Regions from separate parts of the Homo sapiens genome. Here region 1 is linked to region 2. A link is a contact called in ENCODE Hi-C or POLR2A ChIA-PET data. All regions are on one chromosome and are shown on one strand. Each heading gives the region's core, a stretch centred on a gene start or an enhancer-like site at or near the end of the contact. The rest is flanking DNA. Distances are from core to core; before and after follow the strand shown. Region 1 has its middle 19 kb from the start of ASCC2. Region 2 overlaps ASCC2 (activating signal cointegrator 1 complex subunit 2).

Region 1 (6,264 bases), core at 819-3,318, 42 kb after region 2:
CCACCATGCCGGGCTAATTTTTGTATTCTTAGTAGAGACGGGCTTTCACCATGTTGGCCAGGCTGGTCTCCAACTCTTACCTCAGGTGATCCACCTGCCTCGGCCTCCCAAAGTGCTGGGATTACAGGCATGAGCCACCGCATCCAGCCTGGGACCTTTCTATTACATGAACTAATGGTTCTCTTTTAGGTTTAAGTTCAGGCTTGGTTAGGTTTGCATTCAGCTTGCAGGTAGCAAAATATCCACCATAAATGGACTTAAACAGTGAAGGGGAACGATTGATTCACATAACTGGAGATCCAGAAGTAAGTCGAGCTTCGAGTTTGGCTGATGCAACAACTCACCTGTGTCCTCAGGCACTGGTTTTGTCTTTGTGCTCTGCCATATATAGTGAGGTGTTCTACTGAGACTGGTTCACCTTGGGGTCTTAAGATGCCCTCCAGCAGCAGCTGGCACCATGGGTTTCCTTCTTCCCATGAGCACAGAAAGAACACACGTGTTCCAGCATTCCAAGGCAGTCTTGAGAGTCAGGCTGGCTGGGCCACTTTGGTCACATGCTCACTCCAAAATTAGTGTCTTCATTCAGTGGAATGGATGTACTTAAACTGGTTAGTTTAAGCCTCTCAGGTCCTACCCATGGGATGGAATCGCATTCCCAAAATACATGGCTGTGTGAGTACTGAAATGAAGATCTAAGCACCTATGATCTAGGGACTGGTCCTGAACTCATCATTGTAGCTGGCAGGGAGGAACAGGCTGTGTTGATCGGCTGGACCTGGGACTTGAGCAACCCTTGGAGTTGGTGTCTTGGGAACGAGGAGAGGTTAGCCTCACCCAATCACAGGAACTGGAAGTGAGAGAGTGGTTTCCCAATCCCAAAATAGAGATGCTGTTCCCAGAAATGGAGGGAGGGATGCTGAACACATGTCTTAGTCCATTTTGTGTTGCTATAACAGAATACTGAGACTGATTTTGTTTGTTTGTTTTTTGTATTGTTTTCTGAGGTAGACTCTCGCTCTGTCACCAGGCTAGAGTGCAGTGGCGCAGTCGCAGCTCACTGCAACCTCTGCCTCCCAGGTTCAAGTGATTCTTCTGCCTCAGCCTCCCAAGTAGCTGGGACTACAAGTGCGCACCACAGCGCCCAGCTAATTTTTGTATTTTTAGTAGAGACAAGGTTTCACCATGTTGGCCAGGATGGTCTCGATCTCTTGACCTCATGATCTGCCCGCCTCGGTCTCCCAAAGTGCTGGGATTACAGGCGTGATCCACTGCACCAAGACAATTTTTTTTCTTTTTTTTTTTTTAAGACTGAGTTGCTCTGTTGCCCAGGCTGGAGTGGAGTCATGTGATCTTGGCTCACTGCAATCTCCGCCTCCCGGGTTCAAGTGATTCTCCTGCCTCAGCCTCCTGAGTAGCCGGGACTATAGGCATGTGCCACCACACTCGGCTAATTTTTGTATTTTTAGTAGAGACAGGGTTTCGCCATGTTGGCCAGGCTGGTCTTGAACTCCTGACCTCAGGTGATCTGCCTGCCTCAGCCTCCCAAAGTGCTGGGATTATAGGCGTGAGCCATCCTGCCCGGACTCAGACTCTACTTTTAGGGGAATCTAGGATAAGTCAAAGATTTTACCTGGTCTGAGATTTAGATTTGTCTATACACTTTTTAGACATGTGAGAAATAAGTATGTTTTGTGTTTTTAAATTGGCCTCCTGCCTGCTGATCAGGGGCTGTGCTCAGAGGATGCTGCACTAAGGGACTGAAAGTCAAGCTTCTGAATTTCCAGCGAGGTCCAGACCTTTCCTGGCAGGAGGCAGCAGCCCGCCAGCTGCTGTGCCTGGGGTGGGCAGGAGGGTGGCAGAAGCGTCCCAACATGAACCGTTGCCCAGAGAAGCTGTCAGGGGCTGACTGCAGGACTTGAGAACTTTATCAACATGTCACCAGCCAAAGAGAGAAGGCGGCTATGCCTCTAGCTGAGCTCCTGTGGTTCTGACCAATGTATCAGGCTACTACTGGTGTGTTCTCAACGCCACTCGGTCATCGAGTGTTTCATTGGGGTGGCTTGCCAGTGACAAGGCACAAAGCAGCTTTTGCAGAGATAGTAAGAGGAAGCTGGAGAATGGGCTGTCTCCTTGTCTCTAGTGGCCTTGCTGTTTCCCTACTGACTATAGACAGACATGTCATAATACGTCTCTGCTCCCCTGGGCTCTGTGCCCTCTGCCAATGCCCACTGATAATCCCTGACGCTGTTTGGATGAGTGCCTCATTTTCTCATCCCTCTGGCCCCTGCCCAGCCACCTACTGTGTCCTCCTCCTAATAGGGCCCTTGGCCACTTCCCCGGGCTGAAAGCTTGCTCCTTGTGGATTGCCAATGAGACCCGCAGGCCCAATACTTTTTGCCTTTGACAATCCTTTAGCTCCGTAACAGAAAATCAGCAGTGCCAGCAGGGCATGAAAACAGCCCAGTTTATACATATTTGTCAATATCTCAGTTTATGGTTAGGCATATCTGGGCAATTTGGAACAAAATAGAATGGTTACTGACGAGCCCCAGATTGATATTTTGTAATGGTTCTCCATGGCAGTTCAAGGAACTGTGTGGGGCATTTAAACCTCTTCAACTGTATCTTATCTTGTCCCATAAACACCCACCGTTGAGTCAACTGTGACTCCATGACCATCTCACCCCTCTAGCTCCCATGCCTGTATCCCAGCTGGTCCCACTGCAGGAGATGTTCTTCCTACTCCTGTTCCCCTTGTACCTGGTATACTTAGAATCATCTTTCAGGTCTCAGCTGAGTGCCATGTCCTCTAGGAAGCCCTTCTGACTTTCTCAAACTGAGTAAGGTTCCTCCTGTAAGTTCCCAAGTTGCCTAAAATAAACCTTAGCACATTGCCTTGTACTCGTCTATTGATGTGTTTGTCCCTCGCAGCAGGTGATAAATTCCTAGACATTCAAGTACTATGTCTAGTTCACCAATCATGTCCTCAGGGCCAAGGCTTGTGTCTGGCACAGAGAAGGTGCTCAGTATTTGTTGAATAAATATTAGCTGGCTTCAAAGTGTCTAATAATTTGAATTGAGGGTACATTGGGAGTTAATGAAATCTCAGGTTTTATATTATATATAAAAGTGAAAGCCACGTCTATAATTCCAGCTGCTTGGTAGACCAAGATGGGAGGACATCTTGAGGCCAGGAGTTTGAGGCTGCAGTGTACTATGATCACACCTGTGAACAGCAATTGCACTCCAGCCTGGGCAACATAGTGAGACCCCATCTCTAAAAAAATAAAAAATGGAAAAATAATTAGTTCATGTGTTACGGTATGTTAATATGGTATGTTAATATTATTATGTTAATACATCAAATATATACTTACATACACAAATATTTTAGACTCACATAACCACAAATTTAAAAAGACTGTATTATTAAAAATGGAAAGAAAATAAATATGCAACAATCTAACAATATAAGCATTGTTTATTTTCCTCCAGCCATATATTTTCCCAAGTGGCAGCATATGTTCTTTCTACCCTCTTACTTTTTTTTTTTGAGACAGTCTCGCTCTGTTGCCCAAGCTGGAGTGCAGTGGCGCGATCTCAGCTCACTGCAACCTCCGCCTCCTGGGTTCAAGTGATTCTCCTGCCTCAGCCTCCCGAGTAGCTGGGACTACAGGCGCACGCCACCACGCCCAGCTAATATTTTTATTTTTATTTTTATTTTTATTTTTATTTTTTTTCCCCAAGGCAGAAGAATTTTTCTTAGTACAGAACAAAATGAAAAGTCTCCCATGTCTACTTCTTTCTACACAGACACGGCAACCATCCGATTTCTCAATCTTTTCCCCACCTTTCCCCCCTTTCTATTCCACAAAACCGCCATTGTCATCATGGCCCGTTCTCAATGAGCTGTTGGGTACACCTCCCAGACGGGGTGGTGGCCGGGCAGAGGGGCTCCTCACTTCCCAGTAGGGGCGGCCGGGCAGAGGCGCCCCTCATCTCCCGGACAGGGCGGCTGGCCGGGCGGGGGGCTGACTCCCCCACCTCCCTCCCGGACGGGGCGGCTGGCCGGGCGGGGGGCTGACTTCCCCACCTCCCTCCCGGACGGGGCGGCTGGCCGGGCGGGGGGCTGACTCCCCCACCTCCCTCCCGGACGGGGTGGCTGGCCGGGCAGAGGGGCTCCTCACTTCCCAGTAGGGGCGGCCGGGCAGAGGCGCCCCTCACCTCCCGGAAGGGGTGGCTGGCCGGGTCGGGGGCTGACCCCCCACCTCCCTCCCGGACGGGGCGGCTGGCCTGGCGGGGGCTGACCCCCACCTCCCTTCCGGATGGGGTGGCTGCCGGGCGGAGACGCTCCTCACTTCCCAGACGGGATGGCAGCCGGGCGGAGGGGCTCCTCACTTCTCAGATGGGGCGGTTGCCAGGCGGAGGGTCTCCTCACTTCTCAGACGGGGCGGCCGGGCAGAGACGCTCCTCACCTCCCAGACGGGGCGGTGGGGCAGAGGCGCTCCCCACATCTCAGACGATGGGCGGCCGGGCAGAGACGCTCCTCACTTCCTAGATGGGATGGTGGCCGGGAAGAGGCGCTCCTCACTTCCTAGGTGGGATGGCGGCCGGGCAGAGACGCTCCTCACTTTCCAGACTGGGCAGCCAGGCAGAGGGGCTCCTCACATCCCAGACGATGGGCGGCCAGGCAGAGACGCTCCTCACTTCCCAGACGGGGTAGCGGCCGGGCAGAGGCTGCAATCTCGGCACTTTGGGGAGCCAAGGCAGGCGGCTGGGAGGTGGAGGTTGTAGCCAAGATCACGCCACTGCACTCCAGCCTGGGCACCATTGAGCACTGAGTGAACGAGACTCCGTCTGCAATCCCGGCACCTCGGGAGGCCGAGGCTGGCGGATCACTCGCGGTTAGGAGCTGGAGACCAGCCCGGCCAACACAGCGAAACCCCCTCTCCACCAAAAAAATACGAAAACCCGTCAGGCGTGGCGGCGCGCGCCTGCAATTGCAGGCACTCGGCAGGCTGAGGCAGGAGAATCAGGCAGGGAGGTTGCAGTGAGCCGAGATGGCAGCAGCACAGTCCAGCTTCGGCTCGGCATGAGAGGGAGACCGTGGAAAGAGAGGGAGAGGGAGAGGGAGAGGGAGAGGGAGACCATGGAAAGAGAGGGAGAGGGAGGGAGAGGGAGAGGGAGAGGGAGAAGGCTCGGCATGAGAGGGAGACCGTGGAAAGAGAGGGAGAGGGAGAGGGAGACCGTGGAAAGAGAGGGAGAGGGAGGGAGAGGGAGAGGGAGAGGGAGAGGGAGAGTTTTTTTTATTTTTAGTAGAGACGGGGTTTCACCATGTTGGCTAGGATGGTCTCAATCTCTTGACCTCGTGATCCGCCCACCTCAGCTTCCCAAAGTGTTGGGATTACAGGCATGAGCCAACGTGCCCGGCCTAAAAAATATTTTAATTAGCTAGACAAAGTGGCACATGCCTGTAGTCCCAGCTACCCAGGAGGCTGAGGCAGGAGGATCACCTGAACCCAGAAGTTTGAGGTTGCAATGAGCTATGATTGAGTCATTGCACTCCAGCCTGGGCGATAGAGCGATAAAAAGATATATATGCATATATATACATATACACACACACACAGACACAGATATATATATATATCAAAAATAAAAGAGAATATACTGTACGGTTCCATTTATATAAAGTTCAAAATAAGACAAACTAATCTACAGCAATAAAAGAATAGTGGGCCAGGCGAGGTGGCTCATGCCTATAATCCCAGCACTTTGGGAGGCCGAGGCAGGCAGATAGCTTGAGTCTGAGAGTTCGAGGCCAGCCTAGGCGACATGATGAGACCCCCCCATCTCTATAAAAAGTACAAAAAAATTAGCTGGGCATGGTGGCACATGCCTGTAGTCCCAGCTACTTGGGAGGCTGAGGTGGGAGGTTCACTTAAACCCAGGAGGTCAAGGCTGCAGTGAGCTGTGATCACACCACTGCACTTCAGTCTGGGTGACAGAGTGAGACCCTGTCTCAAAAAAAAAAAAGTGGTTATGTGGGAAGGCAGTTATTGATTATAGGGAACACGAGGGAGTTGGTAACATTGGGGGCTGATAACATTCTATATCTTGATAGAGATGTTGGTTACATGAGTGTTTACATATATAAAACTATGTCAGGCTGTACACTTAAGATTTGTGTACTTTATGTGTAAAATAAAATTGTAAACATATATTATGCTTCCTAAACTAGTGTAATCTGAGTAAGTCTGTAGT
Region 2 (5,972 bases), core at 1,787-4,286:
CGGCCATACCAAAGACATTAGAGAAAGGGTGCTTAATGCACTGATGTGGCACCACTGTTAAGTAAAAAAGTAAAATGCAAACAGTAAATACTCATAATATGCCAGCCTTAAATTTTTTAAAAGGAGGGAGACATATAATGTGCACAGTTGCTCATATGTGCATATATTCTTGCATATCTCTGGAAAATTCCACCAAAAAAACCTAATGATGGCTGTATGTGAATAATAGAACTGGGAAAGTAGAAAGGGGGACTTTCCAGTGTGTATTTTATACTTTTTGAGTTTTGAACCATGTGAATGTGTTATTTATTCATAAAAGTATATCTACTCAGCTATACTTGAATAGATGGGAAAGGAAGGAGGAAAAAGGTTATTTTGAGAGGGATTATCAACAAAGCTGATTGGGCAACTGTAACCACTTTCAGAGAGGCCTGGAGAACTGAGGTGGCTGTATTTGCTCAGCAGGGCGTTCCTGGCCTCCAGCACAGTTGGAGGCTGGGTCAGCCCCAGGGTGTTCGTGGGTCAAAGGCAGTGTTGCCTTTAGTCAAAAGTGTTTCCCTTTCTTCCTCCTCACCCTGAGATGGGTATAGCTTCTCCCCTGCCTCTGCTGTCCCTTGCAGTAAAGTCAGCTCTTCCAAAACTTATCCCTTCCCCATCTCCAAAGAGCCTTTCAAAAGCAATCTGTGCCACATTTGGGGAAACACTTTAACAAAATGGGAAAATGCCTATGATAAGCGAAAATATGCAAGGTACGAAATTCTAAGAATAGTATGATTTCTTATGGTGATTTTAATTTCCTACTTTTCTGGATTTTCCAAATGTTCTACAAGCACATGCTGCTTTTATCATGAGAAAAGATACCTTTTTAAAAAAGTGGACAGCTACATACCCCTCTCTTCTGGGGAAAATGCCAGGCAGCAGGTTATCCTAACATTCTCTGGGAGGCTCAATAACCCTAATGTCTGATTTTTATAAGCTGAGGCGACCAGGGAGGGGTCACAGCACCAGCTGCCATCTCTGGCACATGTAAGGACTAAATAAATGTTTTGTTAAATGGGTGAGTAAATGACAGAATGGACAGGCAGCTGAATGGATGGAGTTGGGCAGCTCCCAGAAGCTGCTACAAATGGTGGGGAGAAACGTCTTGCTAGAGTGACAATCAGAGGCCACTAGGAAGAGGCCTGTGCCCACAACTGCCAGGCAATACGCAGGTTGCCAACCCTTTCACCCTGGCCTGGAATGCCCACACCCACCCCTTTCTTACTGCACAAGCAACAGATACTCTTGGTGCTAAGAGGGCAAAGTGGGTCTGCCTCCCTGGCTCATATTCTCTTTCATATCTGTCTCCCTCCCACCAGGATCTTTCTAACAGCTCCTTTGGATAAAAGCCTCCAGGGGCTCCCCACTGCCTACAGCATAAAGGCCCTGCCAGCACATCCCAGGCTCCCCACGATCTGACTTCTACTGACTTACCCAAAGTGGGCTCTTGTTACTGGCTTGTTTTCCTGCTGTTCTGTGTGTCCCCACCCTCTGCCTCATGTCACACTTCACTCCCCAGCTCTCTCTCTGGGCCTCTGCATGCTTCACTTCACCTGCCTAGGATGCCCTTCCTGCTATGGGAACTTTTCTTTGTCTGGAAGATACCTGTTCCTTCAAGACATCCTTCAAGGGTGATCTCACAGCTCCATGTTGGAGCACTCCTGTTGTTTCCTAGTGTGTGTTCCCCCCAGGCTACTCTATTGAACTGAAACTATTCTTGGTTGTGCGTTTTTTTTTTTTTTAGATGGAGTCTTGCTCTGTCACCCAGGGTGGAGTGCAGTGGCGCGATCTCAGCTCACTGCAACCTCCGCCACCTGGGTTCAAGTGATTCTCCTGTTTCAGCCTCCTCAGTAGCTGGGAATACAGGTGCATGCTGCCATGCCCAGTAATTTTTGTATTTTTAGTAGAGATGGGGTGTCACCATATTGGTCAGGCTGGTCTTGAACTCCTGACCTCAGGTGATCCACCCGCCTCGGCCTCCCAAAGTGCTAGGATGACAGGCATGAGCCAACGCGCCCAGCCCATTGTATGTGTGTGTGTATTTTTTTTCCCTGCCCTATCCTGGTCTTGGCCAAAAACAGGAGTGCTTCTAAAATGCAGGCGCCACACAAGCAGGAGGCTTATCTGTCGTTTTCACTGCTGCATCCCCAGGCTGGAAGAGGGACTGGTACATTCTAAGCACCCAGTAAATATTTGTTAAATGAGTAAATATTTGTTAAATTAGTACATAAGCCAGTATCTCTATTTCAACAGCCAGAACTACCGCCTTACCTGTAACAAAAGTCGTGCTTCTGGAAGGTCTGGCAAGCCAAAGGGAAGATATCCAGAAAGGCCCAAAGTGTGGTGCAGGTATCACAAAGGTAGAGAACAATGTCCTTTAATTCCTGTTGCCAAAAGAATACACTGCATTATTCTCCTCTGTCCACACATACAGATCTGCAGAGCACCTGAGACAACATTAAAACAGTCAGGGTCCCAAACAGGCAGGATGTTACACAGGAGGAAAAGAACACTGGAGGTCCCAGGCAAAGTCTGGCTAGTCCATCTTCAGGAGCACGATCTGGGTGAGTCACCTAACCTCTCTAAGCCTCAGGTCATTACTCCAATGGCCTTACACCCAATCACCGCTAGGGTTACTTCCAGTTCTAAGATAATACAGTTCCCTCTTCTAAGCTAAAGGAAAACCAACTCTTGAATCTGAAGACATCATGCAAAGAAGGAACATCCGAGGCAGGACAAGAATATTAAGTCCATAGGTTTTTCACATCTTGAAGAGGGTATACAAAACACTTTCTTCTAAGTTTCTTACACACTTTCCTGGTTCTCATGACAACTCTGAAAAGTAGGCTGGGAAGCTATTGAGGATCTTTATTTTACAGAAAAGGAAACCGAGGTTCCGAGAGGTAAAATGATTTGCTCCCACAGCACCTGCCACGTGCCCTTCTGAAATGAGATCACCATCTCCAGGAGGACAGCTCATAGCTGCCTTGTTCCTGTTCTATCTCCAGGGCTAGGGCAGCACCTGACACATGTTGAGGCTTCCTGAATGTTTGCCTTCTATCTGTCACCCTTGTCAACTCTAAATTCCATGAGCGCAGGGGCCAGTCTGCTTTTGTTTACTGCTTTGCCTCCAGGCATAGCACAGGGTCTGGCACATGCTCAGGACTCCTCAATATAAGTCCACTGAATAAATGGCTCAATGAATAACGCACAAGTGAACATGTCAAACTGAAATAAATGAGGACTCTGAATCCTTATTCCCCAGTTCTTTCCACTACTCTATAAATGAAGCTCCCAGAGAGAAATCCAAGCCAGCTGAAAATGCTCTAAACCTGTGTGATGGGACATAATAGTTGCTCACTGTGCTGGAGGAAGGGGCCCTGGGCAGGGAAGAGGCCACTGGGTCCTCTACTGGGGCAATCTTCCCAGCCTCTGGGTAGCTAGGCCCTGGTTGGAGGGACCCGGCAGGAAAGAGACTGGGCCGAAGGGCAACCTTACCAGGAGAGGCATGTCACTGGGGGTCAATCGGCCCCTCTCCTCAAGCTTCTGGGGTGTGGTATTGGCCCCGTCCCCTTGCAAACCACAGTGCTGGAGGATATTGCTGAAGACCTGTGAAAGACAAGAACGGGCTCTCTCACATCATACTGAACCAGGGCTAGGACCCCTGGCAGCAGCCAGGGTCAGGTGATCTGAAAACTGCCTTGGAGTTTCTAGAATATTTACCCATGTTTCCAGGATATAAGCTGAGACAATTACCTTCTCCAAGAGTGAGGTCAGAGTAAAAACTATGTAAGATGGGGATGATGGGAGCATCCTTCTTAAAGGAGGGCGAAGAGGATTAAAAAGACAACCTGGGGCCAGGTGTGGTGGCTCACTCCTGTATCCCCAAACTTTGGGAGGCCAAGGATAGGGGATCATTTGAGGCCGGAAGTTCAAGACCAGCCTGGGCAACATGGTGAGACCCCCATCTCCACAAAATTTTTTTTAAATTAGCTGGGCAAGATGGTGTGTACCTGTAATCCCAGCTACTTGAGAGGCTGAGGTGGGAGGATCAACTGAGCCCAGGAGTTCAAGGCTGCAGTGAGCTATGATTGTGCCACTGCACTCTAGCCTCGGTGACAGAGCAGGACCCTGTCTTAAAAAAAAAAGAAAAAAGAAAATCCTCCCAGAATCCTGTAGATATTATCTGACCGCATAGGCCAGGCAAGTATAATGAACATTTAAGATATACTTTAGCAATGTATAACAAATCTTTAGAACCCCTGTAGATGGCTATTTATGGAAACTACATTGAAAATAAGACAAATCAACAGTGAGAGGAAAACGGTCCATCGTAGGCACTGAACTGACTGTGCCATTTTAAGAAGGCTAGCATGTAAGGATTCCAAAACTTACTGTGAACAGTAGATATCTCTTGGTGGTGGGATTATGAGGGAATGATAATGTTCCTCTTTCATTTTTTATTTTCCGAATTTTCTACAATGAACATTATTTCATGAAATAATTTTGTAAAACTTTAAAGCTACTTTTTGAGAAACACTGGTCTCTTAGAGGGATATCCTTAGAGGCATATGGCTGTTGGCAAGCAACAAAAAATGCAAGCCAAACTCTGTCTGTATGAGCGCCAGCCAGCCAGCCCTTAGGCTTAAGTCTTGTTCAAAAGGGAAAACGGCAAATTTAAAGAGGTGTAGTCAGGGGTAAGACAAAGAGACTGTCTGGGGAGATGCGAGAGTCAGGGAATAAACATTTCCTCAGCTCCTCCAGGAAAGTCAGGCAACACCATTGAGTTGGGGAGGTGGCCTATCCTCCAAGCTCAACCTCCCCTGCGCAGGGCCAAGAGCTGGTACCTGAAGGATGGTAGGCAGGGTTTCATCCAGGTCACTGTAGTAACTTGGCTGCTGTGTAAAGATGTTTCCTAAAAAGAGAAGAGAAAGGTTGGAATTGAGAAAAGGTGGGGGCTCGGGGCAGTGAAGAGGACACATTACAAATGGTTGCCAGCAGGTCTGTGACCTTTCTCCCTTTTCCTAATCCTATCTGCAGCTAGGACCTAGGACGAGTCCTGGCCCCAGGCCCTGCTGGCACTGAGCTTTGGCCCAGCCTAGAAGCTTCCCCAGGGTGGGGGAGGGACCTTGCTCAGTATGATTTAACCTTTTAAGTACCTCTGCCTAGTGAATTACATAAAAGACCCGCCCTGGTCAAACCAGCTCACACTGATGTCCCCAGGGAGTGATCACACTTGGGTACCCTGCCTCCTATGACAGCTTTGGCTCTGCAAGTTGGAGTTAGTCATCCAGGAAAATTAGCAGATAGGATCTCTTTGCTCAAGAAACATGGATGCAATAATCCAGGACTCTCCAATAATATGAGGAGATTCCAGGGAGATATTTCTCCGGAAATTTCATACCTTTCACTTTTAGATATGCTAACCATACTAATCCATCCTACTCCAAGGTGAGAGGCCTGAGAAGGACTTGGAGATAGATTTACCACACACTTGCAATTGTTCCTATAAGATGAAGCTTGTCTCCAAGTGTTTACTATTCTCCAAGTGCTGCCGCTGTGAGTGCGTAGGTTCGAGCATATGGTAACTGGAACAGAAACCAAGTGTTCCAGCTGCCCAAATGGCGAGAGAGGGAGAGAGGGAGAGAGGGAGAGAGGGAGGGAGGGAGGGAGGGAAGATCACAGCTAGCTTGGGGACGTGACAATGTGAAATGCCAATGCCCTTAAGCAGCCAGGGTTCTTGGCCCCCTGTAATCCCAGCATCTAAGGCTGGCTGATGGTCAGGATGCTCTGAATTCTAGGTGTTCTCTGCCTTTGGGCAGGTCTGTCCTTGGTTTCCTTATCGATGACCATGCAGCCCTTGCTGGACCCTGGAGGATTTGAAAAATGAATGAGTTCAAAAACCAGATGGGGCTGGGTGAGTAAGCAAGTCA

Evidence for each region. Hi-C counts contacts between places; a loop is a spot of excess contacts on that map. ChIA-PET counts read pairs that join two places held with the same protein, here RNA polymerase II (POLR2A). Pooled maps may share reads with other maps.
Region 1: a map of sciatic nerve shows a loop between it and region 2 (21-fold over the local background). The contact joins two enhancer-like sites. A Hi-C loop is called at or near these places in 2 of 168 maps with a recorded cell type or tissue (endothelial cell of hepatic sinusoid and sciatic nerve) and 1 of 50 pooled maps. POLR2A ChIA-PET finds 5 or more read pairs at or near these places in 5 of 52 experiments (GM12878, HEK293, MCF 10A and 2 more).

The regions. Positions count from the first base shown.
Region 1 is chr22:29,853,848-29,860,111 of GRCh38, forward strand. No RefSeq gene overlaps it. Among named protein-coding and RNA genes, the nearest start is that of ASCC2, 19 kb to the left of the region's middle. Within about 2 kb of position 2,069, at least 8 of the 41 ENCODE cell types and tissues checked have a DNase peak (open chromatin) inside an H3K27ac peak, as active enhancers do.
Region 2 is chr22:29,811,120-29,817,091 of GRCh38, forward strand. It overlaps ASCC2 (activating signal cointegrator 1 complex subunit 2), which reads right to left. Exons shown (of 20, transcript NM_032204.5): 6 at 4,887-4,954; 7 at 3,538-3,648; 8 at 2,311-2,423. Among named protein-coding and RNA genes, the nearest start is that of ASCC2, 24 kb to the right of the region's middle. Within about 2 kb of position 3,037, at least 7 of the 41 ENCODE cell types and tissues checked have a DNase peak (open chromatin) inside an H3K27ac peak, as active enhancers do.